Regions from separate parts of the Homo sapiens genome. Here all the other regions are linked to region 3. Evidence: chromatin loops called from intact Hi-C (ENCODE). Cell type or tissue: endothelial cell of umbilical vein. All regions are shown on one strand.

Region 1 (8,000 bases), 59 kb before region 3:
TAGGTGGGAATTGAACAATGAGAACACTTGGACACAGGGTGGGGAACATCACACACTGGGGCCTGTTGAGGGGTAGGGGGAGGGCGGAGGGATAGCCTTAGGAGATATACCTAATGTAAATGACAACGGGTACAGCACACCAACATGGCCCATGTATACATACGTAACAAACCTGCACGTTGTGCACATGTACCCTAGAACTTAAAGTATAATTAAAAAATTTAAAAATTAAAAATTAAAAAAATCACTTTAATGGGCAAAACTATTTTTGCAGTGTTCCCTCCATCTTCTGCTTCCCAATACCTGTGACAAGTCTTGACCACAAATACAGAGAGAGAAGTGTCAAAATAGGAAAGTCGAAATGAACAAATTAAACTGGAAAATTATATGATAAAATATTATTTATTTCCAAAAACTAAATCTGCTTTACACAATAAAGTGTTAAACAATAACAAAAACTTGACAAGTCATATATATCCCAATAGATTTTGTTCCATATGAATTAAAATTTAAACAATTATTAGATGCCTTTTTTTCTTTTCTTTTTTTTTTTTTTTTTTTTGGATACAGGGCCTTGCTCTGTTGCCCAGACTGGAGGGCAGTGGTGTGAACACAATTCAGCACAGCCTTGAGCTCCTGGACTCAAGGGATCGATCCTTCCGCCTCAGCTGCCCAAATAGGTAGGACCACAGGCGTGCACCACCATGCCTGGCTAATTTTTCAAATTTTTAGTAGAGATGGGTCTCACCATGTTGCCCAGACTGGTCTTGAACTCCGGGACTGAAGCAGTCCTCCCATCTCAGCCTCCCAAAGTGCTGGGATTACAGGCGTGAGCCACTGAGCCCAGCCTTGAAGTCTTTTCGTAACAATTGTAGAATATGAAACTAAAATCTAAAAATTAGGAAAATCTCAGAGAATACATTTTTTAAAAACACTGTTAAATCCTCCACATCCAAAAGGCTTTATGTAAAACACTTGTCTTTGTGATTCACACAAAAAGCGGATGCCAATTCCTTAACTGAACTGATGTGACAGGAGAAACTCAATGCTAGTATAGCTGTGAGTAAGAATGCTGATCTAATTCATGTCTTTATTAATTCCTTCTCATTTCAACTTTGTGAAAGAAGGAAAGAAGAAAGAGGGGAGAGAAGACTAAGCATGCCTACCCTGTTCCGTAGTATCTAACCCAGTGCCAGGAACAACAAAACACAAGTCATTTATAAGTGCTCAAAAACCTTAAGTCCTAATAAGAAAGAAAACTAATTTCCTAACATATATATGAGGAAACATATAAAGATACACTATACATTACAGTACAATCCATAAACAGGTTGAGAGAAACTGCCAGGTTTTAAAAGTGGCTCAATTTATCAGTGGGGTGACCTAGGCAAGTTACTTTACCTCTCTGTGCCTCAATTTCCTCATCTCTAAAATAGGATAAAGGTATCTTCATCACAAGGTTGTTGTGATCATTTACGACTCTTAGAAAAATTTCTACTGCCTCTATAGTAATAACTATGTACATATGTACACAATAAATATTAGTTGTCATTATTATTATAGAGTAGAAATAAATGGCTTAATTGAAGAAATTTTCATTGAGAAATAGTTCCAAAATTAATGTGCCAAGTCATTTATATCAACGGCTAAAGTTTTGTTTAGATTCAAGCAGTTAAGGAAGTGTAATGTGATTTAGAACACAGTTCTGGGGGCCAGGCATGGTGGCTCAAGCCTGCAATCCCAGCTTGGGAGGCCAAGGCAGGAGGATCACAAGGTCAAGAGATGGAGACCATCCTGACCAACATGGTGAAACCCCATCTCTACTAAAAATACAAAAATTAGCTGGGCGTGGTGGCACTCGCCTGTAGTCCCAGCTACTCGGGAGGCTGAGGCAGGAGAATGGCGTGTACCCGGGAGGCGGAGCTTGCAGTGAGCCGAGATCGCACCACTGCACTCCAGCCTGGGCGACAGAGCGAGACTCCGTCTCAAAAAAAAAAAAAAAGAATACAGTTTTGGGGATGACATATATATGCAGCCGCTTCATCCCTCTCCCTCCTGTACCAACCATTCCCCACTTCCATGGAAGCCTGGACACCTTATCAATCAATTAAGCTCCTGTGAGTTAAATTCTTAATGCTTAAAGACAAACAAAAAGCAAAGCATTATTAAGTTCAGCAAAGCAACCACTAATACAAAACTACAGTAAATGCTTTTATTTTAAAGTAAAACTCTAAAATTCACAATAGTGAATGAGGGTGGGCTGTGGGTCAGAACGAAAGAAGTGGAAGAAGTAAAAATAAAGGAAAATGGATGACAGGAGGAATATGAGACTTCAGAGAGCTGTGAAAAATTAATTCCTGGATATTCTTTCTCCTTGCTACAATTGTTAGGGCTTTTCTCACATATAACATATTACAGTAAATTACTGCAATATTTGAAACACTTATATCTTCATAAAATTCAGTTTCTGAAACTCTTGCCAGCTCCATTAATTTGTCACTTAAAAAGCAATTCGCAATTTAAAAAAGAAACATACACAAAATAAAGGCATTACATGGTACTGTGATTTATGGGTGATGTTTTTCTCCTGCCAGCAATAATGCCACACATTTGGAAGTTGCTTTTCCAGAGTCAATGAGAGACACCATCCACCTCCCACCACCATCCCTCTCCTTGGTTATTAAGAAAAAAACTGAGCCAGCCAGGATTCCTAATGATAGTTTTTTCTCCATGAGGCCAGCTGGCACTCGGGGAGCACCCTGCATTCTCAGCTCATCAGCACTTCCACTAAACTCCTGCAGATAAGGAGAAAATCTCCACTTAATTACTCATGGTTAAAACAAAACTAAGTATTTCCCTATTACCTACACCTACCGCCATACCTCCTCAAGTATTCTATACCAAGGGTGTGTCCCCAAGCAAGGAGTCTAGCTCCTCTCTTCTCTTACACCCCGTGAAGGCCTCTGGAGAATTATGCCTTCGGTTGGCAATTCTCTGAACTTGTCTGTTCAAGCCAGCACCTCCGCCGAGTGAAACCGAGCAACGTTTTTAAAACGAGCTTAAAGGGGGCCAGGTGTTATGCCCACGCCGTCTGAAGTTAACTGAACAAAGGTAATGATTTAAGACGTTTACAATGCACTAATTATGAATTAATTAAATCCCTTAGTGAGGGTGCGGCACTCAGAAAAAAAAACCCTCCAGCTTAATGCCCTCTATTTTTTAGAAAGGAGGGGAGGGGTCTCTAAAATCAAAAATTTTAATTTCCACGTGCTAAAAAACCTATCAGAATGCTGATTTTGAAAGGAAGATATATGTCTTATATTAGTTACACATAACTGCATAGAAACAAAACTGGAGGCATATAGACTGCTTTAGTGTAAATATAAATACATATGATATCCATATACAAGATTTTTTTTTTTAACCACACCCTCCTTGGGTGGCTTCCCAGGCTCTCTCGGGCCAAACAGCGTCACGTCGTCCGGCGGCCCACTGGGTGGGGGTCCGGGCTGTCACCCCGACTCCAGCGGCAGGGAACGCTGCATCGCGGTCGCCCCCCGGCAGGCGGGCGCTCTGAATCCCCCAGGTTACCCCTCCCCGGGCCCGCCCAGCCCTGCCCTGCCCAGCAGCCTCGCAGGCCGCGGCCCGGCCTCTCCACGACCCCTGCGCCGCCTGCCCGACCCTAGCGGGCGGCGGCGTGCGGACCCAGCCCGGTAGGGGTAGGGCGGGGCAGCTAGGCAGACGCGGGTCCCAGACTCACCATGGCCGAAGAGCCGCGAGCGAGCCCACAGCCCGAAGTCACACGGCGCCGGCGACGCCCGTTGTCCTGGTGACGCCAGCCAGGCGCCCCGCCCCGTCCCCAAGGTGGGCTCGGAGGCGGCCATTGGTGGTCGGCGAGCACGTGACCCGCAGGGGCGGTGCCCTTTGGACCGCCCACCCCTCGCCCCCGGCCCTGGAACTGGGCCTCTTCGCCTCTCCCACTTCGTATCTGGTCCATCCTCTCAGTCTGATCACCTTGATGTCCCTCACCTGACAGATTACCCAGCCGCAGACTGCCCAGCTGAAAGAGACCATGGATTTTTTTTTTTTTAAAAAAAACGTTATACAGGTAATGCATGATTATTGAAAACATTTTAAATTACCAATAACAAGAATTTAAAAGGATAAAACGACACTCACCCCAGCACCTGAAGTAGCTACTGCTCAGATTCCATTCTATCTGCTTCAAGCTTCCAATGAGTTGTTATAATATACTGTATTCTTAAAAATGGTGGCAAACCATAGGTAACTGTTTTATAATCTACTTTTTTAGATTAAAAATGATTATCTTGGGGCCAGGCGCAGTGGCTCACGCCTGTAGTCCCAGCACTTTGGGAGGCCGAGGCGGGCGGATCACGAGGTCAGGAGATCAAGACCATCCTGGCTAACACGATGAAACCCCATCTCTACTAAAAATACAAAAAATTAGCCAGGCATGGTGGGGGACGCCTGTAGTCCCAGCTACTCGGCAGGCTGAGGCAGGAGAATGGCGTGAACCCGGGAGGTGGAGCTTGCAGTGAGCTGAGATCACACCACTGCACTCCAGCCTGGGCGACAGAGCAAGACTCCGTCTCAAAAAAAAAAAAAAAATTATTATCTTTGCATACCACTTAATGGAATAGCATTCTATGCATGTTGTCTAATTCATTAAATCAACTGGCAATTTGTTGAATGTTTTTAATATGGTTGAAGGGAACTCTAGATATCCTGAAATCTAGTCCATTAACTCTATGAAGAAGGACCCAGTGCGATGGGACACTTGTAGTTCCAGCACTTTGGGAGGCTGAAGCAGGAGGATTGCTTGAGGCCAGGAGTTTGAGACCAGCCTGGGCAACATAGCAAGACCCTGACTCGAAAGAAAGAAAGAGTGAGAAAGGCCGGGCGCGGTGGCTCACGCCTGTAATCCCAGCACTTTGGGAGGCCGAGGCCCATGGATCAAGGGGTCAGGAGATTGAGACTATCCTGGCTAACACGGTGAAACCCCGTCTCTACTAAAAATACAAAAAATTAGCCGGCATGGTGGCGGGTGCCTGTAGTCCCAGCTACTTGGAGGCTGAGCCAGGAGAATGGCGTGAACCCAGGAGGTGAAGCTTGCAGTGAGCCAAGATCGTGCCACTGCACTCCAGCCTGGGCAACAGAGTGAGACTCTGTCTCAAAAAAAAAAAAAAAAAGAAAGAAATAGAGAGGGAGGGAAGGAAGGAAGGAAGGAAGGAAGGAGTGAGTTTTGGTGTGTTAGAAGCAGAAAAAAATGACAAAATAAAAACAACAACAAAAAAAGTTACAAAAAAGAGAAAAAGAATTTTAAAGTGTAAAAAAAAATCTGTGAAGAAGAATCATATTCAACAGCTGACCTGACATCTCCCCCGGAGTGCCTAATAGACATCACAACGTAATATGGCCCTAATTAACCTCTTGATCCAAGTTTCTTACTCCCCAGTCTTCTCAAAGCGAAAGTCCCTACTATCCCCTTGATTGTTAAGACAAAAACCTAGGAATTGTCCCTGATTCCGCTGTTTCCTCACACCTCACTTCCAGTCCATTATCACATATTCTTGACTCCACCTTAAATTCTCAATCTATCCACTCTACAACATCTCCACCTCACAACCACTATTGTCTCACCCAAATTCATCTCCATATGTGCTATGATTTGAATGTTTGTGTCCCCTTCAAACTTTATATGAAAACATATAAAATGTGACAGTTTTAGGAAGAGGACCTCAAGGAGGGGAGTAGGCCGTGAGAGCTCTGTCCTCATGAATGGGATTAATGCCCTTATAAGAGAGCCTGAGGGAGTGAATTCAGCCCCTTTTTGCCTTTTCATCCCTTCTGCCAGGTGAGGACACAGCAATCCTCCAGAGGATGCAGCAACAAGACACCATCTTGGAAGCAGAGCAGCCCTCACCAGACACCAAATCGGCCAGCCCATTGATCTTAGACTTCCCAGCCTCCAGAACTATGAAAAATAAATTTCTTTTGTTTATAAATTACACAGTCCTGTGGTATTTTGTTATAGCAGCACAAGTGGACTATGACCCCATGTCTTCCCTCCTGCATCCTACACAATAGCAGCATTTTCAGTGGCTTCTCATAGCACTTAAAAAAAAATACAGGCCGGGCAAGGTGGCTCACGCCTGTAATCCCAGCACTTTGGGAGGCCGAGGTGGGAGGACCACCTGAGGTCAGAAATTCGAGACCAGCCTGGCTGACATGGTGAAACCCCATCTCTACTAGAAACACAAAAATTAGCCAGGTGTGGTGACGGGCGCCTGTAGTCTCAGCTACTTGGGAGGCTGAGGCAGAAGAATCACTTGAACACGGGAGGCAGAGGTTGCAGTGAGTGGAGATCGCGCCACTGCACTCCAGCCTGGGTGACAGAGCAAGACTCTGTGTCCAAAAAAAAAGAAAAAAGAAAAAGAAAAAAATACAAATGCTTTCCATGGTCTACCAAAATGGTACACGATGGAGGCCTTGCCCACTGCACCAACTCCATCTCCTGTCACTCTTCCCTCATTCACGCCACACTAACCACACTTTTATTTCCTGAGGTTCCTCAAACGCATCAAATACTTTTGTACTTAAAAGCCTCAATAATATCTGCTTCCTTTATATGGAATATTCTTCCTGCAGAACTTCATGTAGGCCCTTCCTTCATTTGATACAGGTCAGTTATCTCCTCAATTGTCATCTTCGCAAAAGCCTTTACTGACCTAAAATAGCTCATTCCGGTCACTCTCACTTCAGTCAGCCTCTCTCATTTAACTCTGCCTTGTTCTCAAAGTACTTAGCCCCCCTCAAAATTATCTTTTATACCTTTTTGTTTATTAATTACTTCCTGTCTCCCCGCTCTGGAATGCAAGATGTCTATCTTGTTCCATTGTGTATTCCTAGTGTTTAGAACAGTTCCTGACTTACAGTAGATGTTCGGTAAATACCGATGATTGAATGAATGAACATCTGTGCTGGGACTATGGTCAGTTTGAAGATCCGAGTAAGAATATGACTTGATAGAGTAGGGAGTATAATAGAAAATAAATACTGTAACTACTGACAGCCTTTATTTTTATCTTTTTATTATGAGATATAAATACAAGTAATAGAATACAAACGTACATTTTGTTAAAGTGAACCCTTATATAAACACCATCCAGTTCAAGAAATAGAACATCACCAGCAACCCAGATGATCCTCATGTCTACTCTCCTAATCTGAATTCCCCCTTCAACTTTTACCCTATAGGTGATCACTGTCGTGAAATTTATGGAAATCATTTTCTTGCATTTCCTTATTCATTTATTTTTGTTTTTTTGGAGAGCGATGTCTGGCTATGTTGCCCAGGTTGGCCTCGAGCTCCTGGGCTCAAGTGATCCTTCACTTCAGCCTTCTCAGTAGCTGAGACTACAGGTGCATGCCACTGTGCCAAGTACTTTCTTGTAGTTCTTTATAAGTGTTTGTACTACATTTTTATAGCTATAAAGTATCTCACTGAATGCACACAAGAATATATTTATCCCTTCTACTGTTGATAGGCATTTGGATCATTTCCCATTTAGGACTCTTATAAATGATGAAGCTATGAGCATTCTCCTAGTGTACATGGACACATTTCTCTAGATGATGGTTTATCAATCTTAGCTCTTTTAACATGTAGGGCCGGATAAATCTTTGTTGCTGGAGGCTGGAGGGAGAGGGTAGTCCTGTGTAATGTAAGATGTTTCACAACATCCATGATCTCTACCCACTAGATGCTAATGGTGCACCCCAGTTGTGAAAATCAAAAAATGTCTCCAGGCATTTCCAAATGTCCACAGAGCGGCAAAATTGCCCCATTTGAGAAACACAGCTCTGGAATGTCAACAGAGTAGAGTTGTTGGTTTACAGATTTACTACATAAATCTGAAGAAATTTATGTTTCCAAATTGTTTTCTAAAGTAGTTGTAACAGAAACGACATCACAGAAT
Region 2 (8,000 bases), 87 kb after region 3:
CTTACCTTTTCTAAATATATTTTTCTATACTTTCCTTTTTTTTTTTTTTGAGGCAGGGTCTTACTCCAATTGCCGAGTCTGGAGTGCAATGGCGCAATATCAGCCTCAAACTCCCCAGACTCCTTCAGCCTTCCAAGTAGCTAGGACTACGGGTGCACTCCACCATACCCAGCTAATTTTTTTGTATTTTTTGTAGAGACGAGGTTTTACCATGTTGCCCAGGCTGGTCTTGAACTCCTGGTCTCAAGCAATCACCTGCTTTGGCCTCCCAAATGCTGAGATCACAGGTGTGAGCCACTACACCCAGCCTCTGCTATACTTTGTAAACCACAGTGGCCAATCTTGTTGGTATCTGGCTGGTGTTCCTTCCTTTAGGGAATGGGGGAATGGCCCCTGTGGCATCTTGGGATCCTGTCTCAGGCTCTGCTTCAAGGATACCCAAACCAAGACATAGGCATTGCATCACTTTCCAGTTTAGAAAGCATTTCCACATGCAACACAGTATTTTATTCTCACAACCCTGGGAGGGCAGTATTATTATTCCCATTTTATAGATAAAGAACTGAGACTCAGTTGTTTAATGCCAGTGATGAGTTCATCCCATACATATTTATAGACAGAAAACAAATTCCACGAAGATGTCTTATTCAGAGGTACTTCACCTAAAACGGGTATAGGAAGAGCAGACCTGGAGGCTCAGGAAACTTGCTGGCCCCATGCTCCTCATCTATAAAGCGAAGGATCAGACCAGAGCAAGCTCACAGCTCTCTTCGAGCTCCAATAGCTGACAAGTCCCCAGCTTTCTCAGTAAGCATTTTCCAGTTTGTTCCAAACAAATACTCTAAATACTACCGCTAATGATGGCTTTTCTGTGACCAGACTCATCACAAAATGACCACTCCATAACCAGTTGAGTCAGGGTCAGAAAAGGGGTCAGCTGAGTAAGGTGGAATCAGGAATTTCAAGCAATTCTAGAGAATGACAAAATGCTTACAGTAAAGATGCAATTTAGAAAAAATAATAATAGCAATAGTCTAGCAGAAAAATTGGGGTGTGAGTATCCATGTCTCTTCAGAGTGCTGAGCAATTAAAAATTCACTGTTTTTATATAAAGTGAAAAGATGAAGAATGACCACTGTGAATTCCTGGAGTGTGGCCCCACACCCGTTTCGCTATCAGGAAATGTGGCACTCCTGCCTAGGTTTCCTAGAAAGCCGCTCTTTCCCATGCCAGCATTCTGACTGTCACTGAAACACCCACAGGAACTGTCTTTCTCAAGGTCCCCTCTGTTTCTTACTTCAGGGAGGACTCAGCCTTCCAGTGATTCTAGCAAAGATGTGAGTAATATTTTCTCGTAGCCACCAGACATGTGCTAAGCATGAAAACTTACCTCATCATCATCCATTATATTTTCCTTAGCAAAGTCATACAGCTCCTTCTGGAGTGTGGTCACATTAAAGAACTGAACTGCTTCCTGTTCAGACACAACAGAGAACAGTTTATAGGACCAACCTTTTCATCTTAGAACTGGGAGGAGGGAGGAACAGGATATGGGGTTTTTTCTAAGGTGATGAAAATGTTTAAAATTAGATAGTGGTAATGGCTGTACAACTCTGAATATACTAACAACCACTGAATTGTACACTTTAAAAAGGTGAATTCTATCCTATATAAATTATATCTCAATTTTTAAAAAAGAGTGGCCAGCCCTCAGTGGAAGACAAACTTATGAAAATCAAGATGGCATATAGAAATCCCAATGAAAATACAAGAGCAAAGATCAATTAGAAAAAATCTTTTGAAAGTAATATATAATGAATGGGGTTCACTGACAACACATGCTAAGTGGTGAGTTTGCCTATCAAGGGAATTAAATGATGGTCCATCCGCAAAAGAGACTACCAGGGAGCTGTTAAAGGATAATAATTAAGATGATACATGGATGTGACATGGAGAAATATTCACGACAAATTGTCAGAAAGACAAAGTTGCAAAAAGTTGTAAAACTATGTAAATATGACCTTGTTTTTATAAAAATACACAAATATTTACTATATATATGAGTAAATATATACCTTTAAAGCAGGAGATAAAGAGATGGCACAGGCTGGGCGCAGTGGCTCATGCCTGTAAATCCCAGCACTTTGAAAGGCTGAGGTGGGCAGATCACCTGAAGCCAGGAGTTCGAGACTAGCCCAGCGAAACCCCATCTCTACTAAAACTACAAAAATTAGTGTGATATGTTGGTGCACGCCTGTAATCCCAGCTACTCGGGAGGCTAAGGCAAGAGAATCGCTTGAACCCAGGAGGCAGAGGATGCAGTGAGCCAAGATCACGCCACTGCACTCTAGCCTGGGTGACAGAGCAAGACTCTGTCTCAAAAAAAAAAAAAAAGAGAGAGAGAAGGTGTAGGATTACGAGAGAATTTTGTTTTCCGAGAGAGAAAGAAGGTGTAGGATTATGAGAGAATTTTGTTTTCAAAGTAAAATATTTCTGTAATGTTTGAAATTTGTAGAGTTTTTACAGATTCAGAAATCAGAATGAAGCAGTAAAATGTTAAAACACACACATGCACAAAACTACAGAAAAAAATGACTTTTCCTTGATTTCCTTTTTTTTGGCGCAATCTCGGCTCACAGCAACCTCTGCCCCTGGGTTCAAGCGATTCTTCTGCCTCAGCCTCCCAAGTAGCTGGGACTACAGCCACGTGCCACCACGCCTGGCTAATTTTTGTATGTTTAGTAGAGATGGGGTTTCACCGTGTTGGCCAGGCTGGTCTCGAACTCCTGACATCATGATCCGCCCGCCTCGGCCTCCCAAAGTGCTGGGATTACAGGCATGAGTCACCGCGCCCAGCCCCTTTATTTCCAAAATAACCCTTTCTCTTAAGGCACGAGGTAGTCTCCAGAAGGCAAGAATGAAGAGAAAAGGGAAGGTGTGGTGCACCAGACTTACAGGTCTGGGCTGGAAGTGCTCATCCGAGAGGCCCCAAGTGTCCCTGTGGTACTGGTAATACACCAGGTTCTGCTGCATGACCTTGTCATTCTGATCAAAGAGCAGATAGCTGACTGCACAGGGGGCTGCATTCTTCAGGTCGTTCACTAGGGTTGGGAAGAAAAGACAAATGAAGAAATCAGCAAACCACACCCTATAATTTCTCTGCTTCTAAACAAAAAGGCCATATGAACAAGCCCCTTCTCCACAGTCCTTCTTCAGAGAGCCTGGGGCCGACTGGCAGCCCTGGGTGGGCAGGCCACAGATGGGGTCTCCACGGCAGCCTGGAGGCCAGGCTTGAAACTTAGTTCTAGTTAGGCACATGCCTATGGAGAAATGCCTATGTTCCACTTCCAGCTCTGGTGACCTGAGCTGGTCTCAGGTCCCTGGAAGCAGCTGGAAAAAGCTGGATTGTCCTGGGGCTGAGGGAGATAGGGAGGATGTGCTCAGCAAACAGGTGTCTCATCTGGGTCCTAGAGTGTCTGGATCCCATCTGGATGGGACCACAGTCTCCAGATCTAGGTTAGCTCCCCTACAGCTAAACCAGACCTGGAAAACCCAAAGGATGGTGGAGCCTCTGGGTTGGAGGGGATTTGGAAAGTCGCCTAGTTTTGCCACCTCCTGAGGTTGGAACTCCCACCTCCAGCCTCTCTGCTTGGTGTTGCCCACCTGTGACAGTACCTTCAGCATAGGGATTTTGCAGGGCTTGGGATTTGTCTTGGGAGTGCAGGATGAGGAAGAGGTGATGAGACACAAGCCCCTGGTATGTATTCTGGCACATTCCACTCTAATTTACACAACAGTACCTTTGCTAAAGCTGTGGTTGGCCGGAGAAGCCAAAGCTTGGGTATGAATAAATTGTGCCACCCAGTGGCTGTTTCCTGTAATGACTACTTTAAAGCCAGCTCTTAGGGACATTTACTCTTCAAATATAAATAATACCACCTGCCCTCAAGCAATGTAGCATGGTAGGTGGTCTAGAAAAAATTCAAAACGGGGCAGATTTTCAGGAAGCTCATTTCAGGAAGTACACTTCATTCATACTGTTGATCCCCGAAAGCAGATTTCCTGGGAAGCAGCAAGCATAGCTAGAGGCCTCAGTCCACCAGTGTTGATAAGTCTTTGCCAGTTTCTGATATGCAGGGCGATTTTCAGGGCACGTGAGGATTTCAGAGGCCCAGGGAGCTGCCAGAGCCCGCATGCATCCAGAACACTTCTAAATTCCTAGTGTTCTAGCTTTATACATTTAGAACCAAGCCATGCTCAGTGAGCTAGAAGACCTTATGGCTTTTTATATTTATATAATACATATTCTTTTTCTTTTTCTGACCTTCAGGGTGCAAGGCTTACGTGTTCTGAAGAGGATGGGAGGTGAGATAAAGAGGAACCCCCCCCCGCAAAAAAAAAACACAATTACCACAGTGGGAAAGGAGGGCTAAAGCCAAGATCACCTCTCTCACTCTTCCCAAGGCACCCTGAGACCAGCCACTCCTGAGTGTGAAGGGGCGACCCAGGGGATCTATTCTAGCCAGAAACCTGCCACCGCTAGACCCTGGCATTTCATTAGGGCAGAGGAAGTCCTACTGCCACTTTCCCTAATAATTCTTCTGTGCTTGGAACTGAACTGCCAAGGGACACACTGCTTGAACAAGTGGCACTTGGCAAAGTCAGGTACAGGGAGAGGAGGAAAAGCCGAAACACGCAGGCTCTGAAGTCTAACCCTGAACTTCCTTCTCTCCCACGTTTGCTTCCCATTGTCCACTAGAACGTTCTGATTGAGAAACTCCCATTTCAGATCAAGGGAGGACCAACTAGAATGAAACTAACAGGACGGGCGCAGTGGCTCACACCTGTAATCCCAGCACTTTGGGAGGCTGAAGTGGGTGGATCACTTGAGGTCAGGAGTTCAAGACTAGCCTGGCCAAGATAGTGAAACCACATATCTACTAAAATTACAAAAAATTAGCTAGGCGTGGTGGCACACACCTGTAATCCCAGCTACTCAGGAGGCTGAGGAAGGGGAATCACTTGAACCTGGGAGGCGGAGGTTGCAGTAAGTCAAGATCACACCACTGCACTCCAGCCTGGGCAACAGAGCAAGACTCTGTCTCAAAAAAAAAAAAAAAAAAAAAAAAAGAAAAGAAAAGAAAGAAAGAAAAAAGAAAAGAAAATAAACTCTAACAGTCTGAAAAGTAAAGCTAGTGATAAGGAGGAAGGGAAATAATGATAACAAAAACAAACACACAGTTTGCTATGTGCCAGTGTGGGAATACCCCAGACATTTCACATCTATTAACTCATTTACTCCTCAGGACAATCCTATGAGGTTAGTACTACAATCTCTATTCACAATGAGGAAACTAAAGCACAGAGAAGCTAGTAAGTGATAAGGCTGAAATCGAACCCAGGCACTGTGGTTACAGGCTCTGCCCTGAATCACTAAGCCATGCTGCCTTTTTGTGCAAAGCATAGCACCAGGGTTGTCAGTGGACCTTGATGAACTCTCAACAACCGTAGCTAAGAGTTATTACCTCTATTTTACAGTCTTAGAAGGACTAAGTGCCTCACCCAAGATGTCACAGAAGATTACTTACACTTATAATAGGCAAACTGCAAGTAATGATACATGGTAGCCACAAATTTCTCAACCGGATAGCCTCCTATAACTGGGGTGAGGTTCTCTTCACACTGTATTTTGCATTCCAGAACTTCTACATAATGATCTGAAACAAAACATATAAATTTTCAGAGCAGTGGATCCATTACTTTCTTAATATGCTACTGCCTCCTGCCCAAATGAAAAAGTTAAAAGAAAAATATTTACAGGCCGGGCGCGGTGGCTCACGCCTGTAATCCCAGCACTTCGGGAGGCTGAGGCGGGCGAATCACAAGGTCAGGAGGATCGAGACCATCCTGGTTAACACAGTGAAACCCTGTCTCACTAAAAATACAAAAAATTAGCTGGGCGTCGTGGTGGGCGCCTGTGGTCCCAGCTACTCAGGAGGCTGAGGCAGAAGAATGGCGTGAACCCGGAAGGTGGAGCTTGCAGTGAGCCGAGATCGCGCCACTGCACTCCAGCCTGGGCAACAGAGCAAGACTCCGTCTCCAAAAAAAAAAAAAAAAAAAGAAAAAGAAAAATATTTTCAACACCTACAAGGAGCTGAAAATCTTTAATATACAAAGTTGTTTCAAATCAATATGAAAAAGATGAACATCCACTATATAAATGGCCAAATGATATTAATAGAAATTATTAAAATGTCTAAAAAACATTGAGAGACACTACACCTCTTTTGTAATTAGGAAATACAATTACCCCCAAAATAATTTAAACTACCAAATTGCAAAAGTTTTACAAATTCATACTGTAGTATTAAGAAGAGAACAGTGAAACTTACACTCTCATATTCTGTTGATGGAAGCAAAACAGGAACAAACTTTTTGGAGAACAATTTGGCAAAATTTATCAAAGGTTAAAATACACATATTTTCCAACCCAGCTGTCTACTTCTAGGAAATTTTCTTTAGACACAGGCATACATAAACACTGTTTATAACAACAAACAAACAAACTTGTAAGTACCTAAATGCCAATCAATAGGATGAGGATTAATAAATTACAGTATATAAAAATAACAGAATCTACACAGCCTTTGAAAGAGAGTAAGGTGAACCTAAATATAGTCAAAGACTACAATTCCCATGCAGCTAGGTTGGGGCCATATGACTAGTCGTGGCCAATGACATGTTGAGAGTAACAATTAAGGAATGCTACTTCCAGGCCTAATCCCTAAAATCTCCCACATGATCCTTGGCTCCCTCCCTTTTCTCCCTTTATGCAGCTAGAAGCAAAAGACTCCAGAAGGGTTGCACACATTTCATAAGACTGTGGAGGAACAGGCACTTTCAAACATTGCTGGTAGGAAGTACAAAATGATACCTTAAAACACTAAAATTAATTTACAGAAACATTTACTCTTTGAACTATTATTTCCACTTTGGTTGACTCTGAAAACACGCCTCCATACTTACTACCATCACCAACAAAAAAGCCTTACATACTTACTACCACCAACAACAAAAAATTAACATCAACAATAAGGGTGCAAACAAACATCATACATATCTTGACGTGATATCCTGAGGAGGACATTTATATAGCGGTCCAGCCAAAAATACACAACCTGAATGTAACTGTGAAGACACATAATAGAAACCCAAATTGAGGAATGTTGACAAAGTAATTAGCCTATATTCTTAAAAAATATCATTGGCATAAAAAGACAAAGAAGGCCAAAGGATTGTTCCAGATTAAAGAATTCTAAAGGAAGATGACAAATAAATAGGAAGCATGATTCTGAACTGGAACCTGTACCAGGAAAAAAAAAGGTGCTAGAAAGAACATTATTGTGACAATTAACAAAAAGAGAATATGAACTACAGATTGAATACAAGCATTGTATCTAGTATATTAAGTTTCCTGAATTTAATTACTATGGATATTTAGATAATATTATTGTTCTTAGGAAATAAACTGAAGTATAATGGGGTAAAGAGTAATAATGCATGTGCAACATACTTCCAAATAGTTCTGAAATAAAAATAATTATACAGAGCTGGGTGCGGTGGCTCAAGCCTATAATCCCAGCACTTTGGGAGGGCAAGGCGGGCGGATCACTTGGGGTCAGGAGTTTGAAACCAGCCTGGCCAACACAGCAAAACGCTGTCTCTACTAAAAATACAAAACATTAGCCAGGTGTGGTGGCGCCTGCCAGTAGTCCCAGCTACTCAGGAGGCTGAGGCAGGAGAATTGCTTCAACCCGGCAGACAGAGGTTGCAGTGAGCCAAGATCGCACCACTGCACTCCAGCCTGGGCGACAGAGTGAGACTCAGTCTCAAAAATAAAATATAATAGGCCGGGTGCGGTGGCTCACGCCTGTACTCCTAGCACTTTGGGAGGCCGAGGTGGGTGGATCACCTGAGGTCAGGAGTTCGAGACCAGCCTG
Region 3 (8,000 bases):
CTGGTTGTTTCCCATTTGCCATTCCAGATCCACTCTTTAACCTTCTTTGTCCAACCCTGCACCCTAACAAGGTGACTTCTAAGGACCACTGCACCTGTGCTTCTTTACCCTTTAGCTTTTAAATGGTTCAGCCAATAGAAGGTATCAAGAGGAATATCAAGGATAGAAGGAGAGAGAGGTCAGGGTCTTTCTTCCTCACTCCCTCCCTACCAGACCAGTGGCAGCATCTTGATTTTTCTACCTATGGGTATCCTTTTTTTCAGGCGGCCTCTTTCATGGCCACAGCTGTTGCTGGTTTGGTAACACCTCAACCTTCCCTCACACCTTCAGGCCTCACCATGGCTACAGCTTCCAGCTGTTGCTAGACCCAGGAGTTTCACCACCCCTTATTGGTTCTCTCGGTCCTGTCCACATCACTGCATGTGGTCCTTTCATCAAACTCTCTTCTATTAAACTTTTTTTTTTTTTTTTTAAAGACAGAGTCTTGCTCTGTCGCCCAGGTTGGAGTGCAGTGGCACAATCTTGGCTCACTGCAATGTCCGCCTCCGAAGGTCAAGCAATTCTCCTGCCTCAGCCTCCCAAGTAACTGCGACTACAGGCACGTGCCACCACGCCTGGCTAATTTTTTGTATTTTTAGTAGAGATGGGGTTTCACTGTGTTAGCCAAGATGGTCTCAATCTCCTGACCTCGTGATCCACCCACTTCCCAAAGTGCTGGGATTAGAGGCGTGAGCCACCGCACTTGGCCTTCTATTAAACCTTCTTTATTTTTTAGTGCAAGGACTGAAATTCTGATTTTTAAAGTATTTGTTACTGAAGTATAAGTATTCAATTAAATACAAAGATTTCAAGTGTACAGTTTAGGGATGTTTGACAAACATATACACTCATGTGACCACCATCCCCATCAGGAATAGAACATTTTCATCACTTCAGATGTTCCCTTGTGTTCCCGTTCTATCAAAGGCAACCACTGTGTTGACTGTTTTCACCACAGATTAGTTTTGTCCTGTCTTGAACTTCATATAAATGGAATTACACAGTATGAATTGTTTTGTGTAAGACTTCTTTCACTCTGTATGCTATCCTTGAGATTCTTTCACGTGTTGAGTAGTTCATTCAGTAGTTCATTCCTGTTGTCGAATAGTATTCTATTGTGTGAATATGACAGTTTGTTTTTCTATTCATCTGTTGATGATATCCGAATTCCTTCTAGTTTTTGATCATTGCAAATAAAGCTGCTATGAACAGTTGTGCACAAATATTTTTGTGAATATAGGTTCTCATTCTTTTGGATATAATCCTAGGAGAGGAATTTCTGGGTCCTAAGGCAGGTATATGTTTAGATGGAACAGCCGGTTTTCTAAAGCAACCATACCAATTACCCTTACAGCATGCCATCTCCTCACATCAGGACAGGCCAAGACAATTGTGAATAAGCATAATCTTGAAAATGTTAGGAGAATTAAGTAGTAATATTCAATTGACTGTTTTTAAAATGTTCCTAGGCAAAGCTCCTGAGTGAGTGAGTTGGTAGCTCTTGGCAGGTACCTTCTGATCCCTCCCCTCCGTTCTCAGCACTAACCAGGCTTTAAAATGACCCCTCCAGTCCAGACATGTGAAGTCTCACTCCTTAGGTTACCAGCTAACTGTTAAAAGGGAAGGAGCTGGCCGGGTGTGGTGGCTCATGCCTGTAATCCCAGCACTTTGGGAGGCCGAGGCCGGCGGATCACGAGGTTAAGAGATCGAGACCATCTGGCCAACATGGTGAAACCCCGTCTCTACTAAAAATACAAAAATTAGCTGGGCGTGGTGGTGCACGCCTGTAGTCCCAACTACTCGGGAGGCTGAGGCAGGAGAATCGCTTGAACCTGGGAGGCTGAGGTTACAGTGAGTCAAGATCGCTCCACGGTACTCCAGCCTGGCAACAGAGCGAGACTCTATCTCAAAAAAAAAAAAAAAAAAAAAAAAAAGGGAAGGAGCTAAGTAAATTCATTTATACTTGTCAGGCCTCACTGCATTTAACACCTCACTGCATTAACAGCTACCACGCCCGGCTAATTTTTGTATTTTTGTAAAGATGGAAATTTCACCATGTTGGCCAGGCTGGTCTCCAACTCCTGATCTCAGGTGATTGGTCGGCCTCCGCCTCCCAAAGTGCTTGGATTACAGGCCTGGGCAACCGTGTCCGGCCAGTATTTGTATTTTGAAAGCAAAGTTTAATTATCCAAAATAATTACTCATTAATAGTAGCCCTTGTAGTTGATGGGAAGTAATAAGGAGAGAAGAAATCTTTTCAGTACATTTCAACAATTAATGCAAGCTGAAAAATGACACCTGTAGTAAATCAGATGTGGATTCAAATCCAAGTTCTTACTGTGAAAAGAAAGTAAATTATTTCAATGTCTGTGTCCTGGTTCATTAAATGAGGATAATCATCTGCCCCTTTAGCACCAATCACTTTTTCAATTGTAAGTATATTTTATTTAAGTGTGAACATTTTTAGGACCGATTGCAGCCACATTCAGGGTCTAGCACAGGGACAGGCATGTATGGGCACTCAATAGATGTTTGTTGACCCATACATCAATATAAAAGGGATTTGCAAATTGTAGAGCACCGCGCATGCCTCAGTTATAACAATACTGATCTTTATTACTCTACCTATGAAGAAAGCAAGTTCTTCTTTCACTGAACAGGGCTGGTGGTAGGGAGACAGGCTAGGGGCGAGCAGGAAGAAGGAATCAAGTCAAACAGGGACCCCTGCAGCAGAATCCATTGGGACACTTTAACTTAGAGTGTAGATTCCCAGACCAGACCGACAGAGTCCGAATCTCAGACCCTTTCGAGGTCAAAAAGCCCTGATTTGGGAGGTGGGTGATAATGGTGACAATCTCACTAGCCCTCTTACTGCTCCTTGAGAAATACTAGCGTACCAGGAAAAGTGGTGAAGGAAGCGTTCCTGAAGATATCCTTTCCTCAGTGACTCTCAAACTTCGCTTTTAGGAAAGAGGAATTTCGCTATTCCATGCGTTTCACACCTTAGAGTGAGGGTGGTAGGTAACTTAGATTTTCCTCTCTTCATTAAAAAAAAAAAAAAAAAAGAGTGTTGGTGGGGAGGGGGAGGAGGCCAGTTGAAAAGTAGAGGCCGAGGACAGAGTTAGACACTCGTTGTCTAACGGCCCTGCCGGAGGGGCTCCGCCTGTCAGACTGCGTCACCCTCTCGCCAAGGGTCCCCCAGACGGGCGGGGGCTCCTTGCGGCCGGCTAGCTACTCTCCCCGCCTCCCTGCGCCCTCGCCCTCCGCCCCGCTGTACCCGCAGAGCGCGCGGCCCAGCGCAGCCCCTTTTGGCACCGAGGTTTCCAGGTGCCCAGCGCGAAGGCGGAGCCGGGTTACAGCCGCCTCCTCGGCGCCACAGAGAAGACCCCCGGGAGTTCGGCGGCCCAGGCGCTCCGGCTCTGCGTCCCGAGCCTCCCCCGGCTCTCCGCGCTCCTCCCTCTCGGCGCGCCCGGCGCGAAGCCTGCGATTCGTGAGCCGAGCGCAGAGCGCAGAGCCGAGTGGCGCACGCTGGGCAGTGGCCTGGGCAACCCCAAACGCAGCCAGAGCCCTCACCCGAGTCCGCTGGCCCGCGCACTCCCGGACCATGACTGCCGAGGGACCCAGCCCGCCTGCCCGTTGGCACAGACGCCTCCCCGGGCTCTGGGCGGCGGCGCTGCTCCTGCTCGGTCTGCCGCGCCTTTCGGTGCGGGCGGATGGTGAGTGTGCGGGAGGCGGCGGGGCGGGGGGTGGAGCGTGGGGTCCGGGCAGGGAGGGCGTAGCTCGCCGGGGCTGCTCCCTCTGACCGGCCCGGCAAGCGGCAAGCGCAAGCCTGAGAGGAACGAACGAGCCGCGGTCCTGCGACCCAGCATCCCTCTCCTGGCCCACCAAGTCTCCGCGTGCCCGTGCGCCCAAACGCCCGCCTGGTGCCTGGACCCTCCCTTAGCGCCGAGCGCGTAGGTCCCGCAGTCCCGCCGCTGGCTTTCCTAAGGTCTCCAAGAAAGCTCGAATGAAATCACCTCTAAGGTGCCCTAGAACCTCCTCTGCTAAGGGGTGATTTTCCGCCGTCCCTCAGTTTCTCAACGTCTATTAATGTGCCCCTGAGGACACCGCCGATGGTTAGAAAACTCCCTCGGATATTTTGGCTTGGTCCGGGAAGACGTGAAAGATGAGTGGGAATCAGCGAGGCTAAGAGAGAGAGAATGGCCTGGCCAGAGGGAAAAGCACGTGCAAAGGCTGTCTCTGAGTGACAGGAAAAACGGGACAAATGATAAAGCAAAGTACCTGGAGGCGAGGGGACGTCTTGAGACATGAGGTAGAGAAGTGGGCAAGGGCCAGATTATGGCAGGTTCTCTGAGAATTGATCCACTTCTTGTTCGTTTGCTTGGTTTTTCAGCCTGAATTTAGCTTGTAATACTTGCCCTAAAATGAGCAGGATTGGAGCTCTGTATCCATTCCCTTTTGAAAAGCTAATTCAGCTGTGTTTTCATATTAGAACAAAATCCCGCTGACTTGGTACAGGAGCATCTGAAGGAAGCAAGCTTAAAGCCAGCAGTTCTCACACCCATGAGGTAGTTCTAGCTTAGGACGAATTAGACTGATAAAAGAGAAAAGCCCTCCGTCAATTTAGGATGCGTTGTATATTTTAAAATGTGATTCTTGTTTAGCCAACGATATTGAGTGAAACTAGAAGACATGGGGAAAAAAAAAAAAAGCATGGTTGTCAGGAAAAGGGGAAAGCCAAGGAAAAAACCGTCTAGGTCGTAGAGTTTTTAGTGCTCTCTGTTTTAAGTGCAGGCTTGAAAAGCTCTCCGTTCCTAATTAAGGATGAATGTCGTATTTCTCCATATCCTCAGAGAGAGTGTTAGAGACAAAACATTTTTAACTTTGAAGGCTGTTAGTAACCACTGCTAATTTTTTTAATTGACATGTATTTCACATAAAATTTGTCATTTTAAAATATACAGTTAAGTGGGTTTTAGTATATTCATTAGGTTGTGAAAACCATGGTTTGCATGCATCTAATTCCAGAACATTTCCATCACTCCTCAAAAGAATCCCATACCTATTAGCAGTTTACTGATAATTCTTCACTGTAGTGTTTTTTGACTGACATTGAGCCATGAAAATTAAGCTGATTTTAAAGAATGCAAGTAGAATAAATTGGAGCTAATATTAATCTTTGAACAAGATATATTGTGCCAACTTTAATTCCTTTTAAATAAATATTTTTGCAATCCATAAGGTTTTAGAGTTTCATCCCATTATAACTGTTTAAGTGGAATGCCATGTGGATAAGGATCAATATTTTGTGCCTGTCTAGCTTGATACGGGTCATAGAAAATTAAAGGCAGAAATGTCACTGGTCAAAGAGAAAGTAAGGACAACACCAGAGCACATGATTCTTTGTTACTGCTTGCCAGAAATGATTCCTTTTCTTCATTCTCCTTCCTTTTCTTTCCCCACTTCCTCAGTGGACAATTATAGGTATACTTCCTTATAGTAAACTCAATTTTATGAGCTCCAACTTTTATACTAGAACCAGGAAGAGTTATAAGCTATATTATCAAAGGATTCTTTTTGGTACTAAATTCTTAGCTGCCACCAGTTCCTACATTTAGTTATTTGTGTGCTATGGTGACGGGAGGAAGAAGAAGAAATGCTCAGCTTAAGTATGATGAATTACAGATGTTTGAAGAGATAGATTTGGAGAGAAACTATTTCTAAAAACGTGTCATCTGTATAAGGATGGTCTTTGAAATCATGTGCGTGGGCAGAATCCTAAGGAAAAATTTTACAGCAAGAAGACCTAGAACTGAGCCTGGAGTGAGGGAAGCTGGTTTGGGATTATTGAATCTATGTTTATGAAACATATTAGCCTGTAATTTTCATTTTTTATAATATCTTTGCCAAGTGTTGATATCAAACGTATGATGGTTCCTAAACCAAATTGTAAAGTTGCTCCTTCTTTAACTCTGAAAGGGTTTCTGCGGGTGAGGGCTTTTGTTTGTTTGTTTTGGTGTGAGATCATCTGTGTCTGAAGGTTTTCTTGTAGGAAGATTTTAAATAATGAATTTAATTTGTTTGGTAGATAAAGAAGTATTCAGATTTTAAAATTAATTTTGTGTCAATGTTGCTAAGTTTTATTTTTTAAAGTTTTTCCCCCACTTCATTTAGATTGTCTAATGTGGCATATACAATGTAATAATCTCTAATTATCATTTCAGGGTCCACGGGATCTGTAGTGATGTTCCCTTTCATTCTTGATATTGGTACTTTGTGTTTTCTCTTTTTTTGTCTTGATCAGTCTTAGTAGGGGTTTATCCGTTTTATTATTCATTTGAAAAAAGCAACTTTTGGCTTTATTTTCTTGATTGTGTGTCTGCTTTCCGTTTTACTGATTTCTGCTCTATCTGTATTATTTCCTCCTTCTACGTTAGAAGATTTGATTTTGTGGGACTTTTGTGTTTGTTTTTTGAGCTAGAAACTTAGATCATTGATTCTCAACCATACTTTTTTGGTATTAATAATGTGAGATCTGAGGCTATAAATTTCTCTTAAACTACTTTAGTTTCTCCATAAGTTTTTGGCCCTTGAGTTGACATGTTTTATTTCAGTTGGGATTTCTTCTTTGAACACAGTTTATTTAGAAGTATATTTTGTAATTTCCATGCACAAGGGGATTTTCCTAGTTATTGCTTTGTTATTGAGAGGCAGTATAACCAAGTGATTAAAATCACTAACGGAGCCATACTGCCTGGTTCTGTATCTCTGCTGTGTGATCTCGGACAAGCATTAATACTAAACCTTAACTATAAAATGAGGATGATAATACCACCTATATCATAGAGTTGTCATAAGAATTAATTTAATGAGTATTTGTAAAGCAATTTGAACAACATCTAGTCCATAGTAAACACTATATAAGTGTTTCATATATAAAATAAGTGATTTTAGCTTTGTTGTAGTCTAAAAGGCATGCTTTGTATGATTTTTGTCTTTTGAGGTTTTTTTAGATTTGCTTTATAGCTCAGTATTTGATCAGTTTTACAAATGTTCTGTGTGTGCCTAAAATGAATGTGTATTCTGTAGTTTGGTATGCAGTAGTGCACATAGGTTCTTACATCAAGAGTGCTAATTTTGTTTTCTGTTTTAACAATTACTGAGAGGGATAGTAGTTTAAAATTTCCTCAAGGATTGTGGATTTTTTTGTTTTTCCTTGTAGTTTTGTTAATACTACCTTTTTGTAGTTAAATGTAGGAGTGCCAGTCACCTATGGAAGTGTTTATTTAAAATTTTTTTTTGTATTTTTATTATAACTTTTGGTTCCAAAGCTGTGGAATTATTATATTTATTATAATAATTTTGCAAGTAGATGACTTGTGTCTTAGTCTTTTGCAAGCAGATGACTTGTGTCTTAGTTGTGTCTTAGTCCAATCACTGATATATTATGAAAAAGTTGGTGACAGATGGAAGTAAAGTGTCTCATTCTAAGTAGGTGTTTTCTCCCCTGCCTTTAGCTTAACTTGATAGGGCCACCCAAGGCATTGCTTCATTCCTCCAGGAGGCTCCTGGGGACCTCAGTGCTCCCTCCGGTACCGTGGTTTCCTTGCTTAAAATTCTCATTTGCCTTCAGCCTGGGCTTTCACCTCTGCTTGAATTCAGGTTCCCATCCCCCCATTAATCACACATTCTTTGAGGCCCACTACATGTCCATATATTAATGTGCTATAGGAAGCCAAGGTGTACCAGACATCATCCCTGTTTTCTTGTGCAGTAGGACAGAAGTACAGCAGACACAAATGAATTTATTGTGAAAGGGGCCTGGTAATATCTTAAGGCAAGGGACAGAGAGAAGGGAAGCAACCTGTTGTATAGGGGGTCATCCTAGGGCTGAGGGAGGCAGAAGAAAGCAGAGCTGAGGCCTAAATCAGTGCCTTAGTCATCAAGTGACCTAACTCAGG

Evidence for each region. Peaks named below come from ENCODE experiments on the same cell type or tissue, not always from the same donor. Only the 100,000 strongest peaks of a DNase experiment are listed, where the experiment ranks them.
Region 1: it touches region 3 in a loop (2.2-fold over the local background); 2 of 110 quality-filtered maps call a loop at or near these places.
Region 2: a loop joins it to region 3, with 4 times the contacts of the local background. A loop is called at or near these places in 13 of 110 quality-filtered maps.

What each region holds. Positions count from the first base shown.
Region 1 is chr3:33,273,276-33,281,275 of GRCh38, reverse strand. FBXL2 (F-box and leucine rich repeat protein 2) reads right to left here and starts at 3,834. Exons shown (of 15, transcript NM_012157.5): 1 at 3,761-3,834. The coding sequence starts at 3,763. It overlaps LOC124909362 (a long non-coding RNA gene), which reads left to right and starts at 3,922. Exons shown (of 2, transcript XR_007095861.1): 1 at 3,922-4,108; 2 at 5,876-6,029. RefSeq lists silencers at 3,564-3,743, 3,712-3,879, 3,944-4,013. In endothelial cell of umbilical vein, no CTCF peak of the experiment used is centred here; a DNase peak (open chromatin) is centred at 3,775; H3K4me3 peaks cover 1,711 bases; H3K27ac peaks cover 863 bases.
Region 2 is chr3:33,127,656-33,135,655 of GRCh38, reverse strand. It overlaps CRTAP (cartilage associated protein), which reads right to left. Exons shown (of 7, transcript NM_006371.5): 4 at 5,589-5,717; 5 at 2,956-3,101; 6 at 1,391-1,474. Among named protein-coding and RNA genes, the nearest start is that of CRTAP, 18 kb to the right of the region's middle. RefSeq lists enhancers at 1,290-1,359, 3,917-3,966. In endothelial cell of umbilical vein, a CTCF peak has its summit at 3,861 (motif pointing left); DNase peaks (open chromatin) are centred at 1,385 and 3,865; H3K27ac peaks cover 326 bases.
Region 3 is chr3:33,214,441-33,222,440 of GRCh38, reverse strand. SUSD5 (sushi domain containing 5) reads left to right here and starts at 3,631. Exons shown (of 5, transcript NM_015551.2): 1 at 3,631-3,755. The coding sequence starts at 3,644. In endothelial cell of umbilical vein, no CTCF peak of the experiment used is centred here; DNase peaks (open chromatin) are centred at 3,530, 4,020 and 4,240; H3K4me3 peaks cover 1,723 bases; H3K27ac peaks cover 416 bases.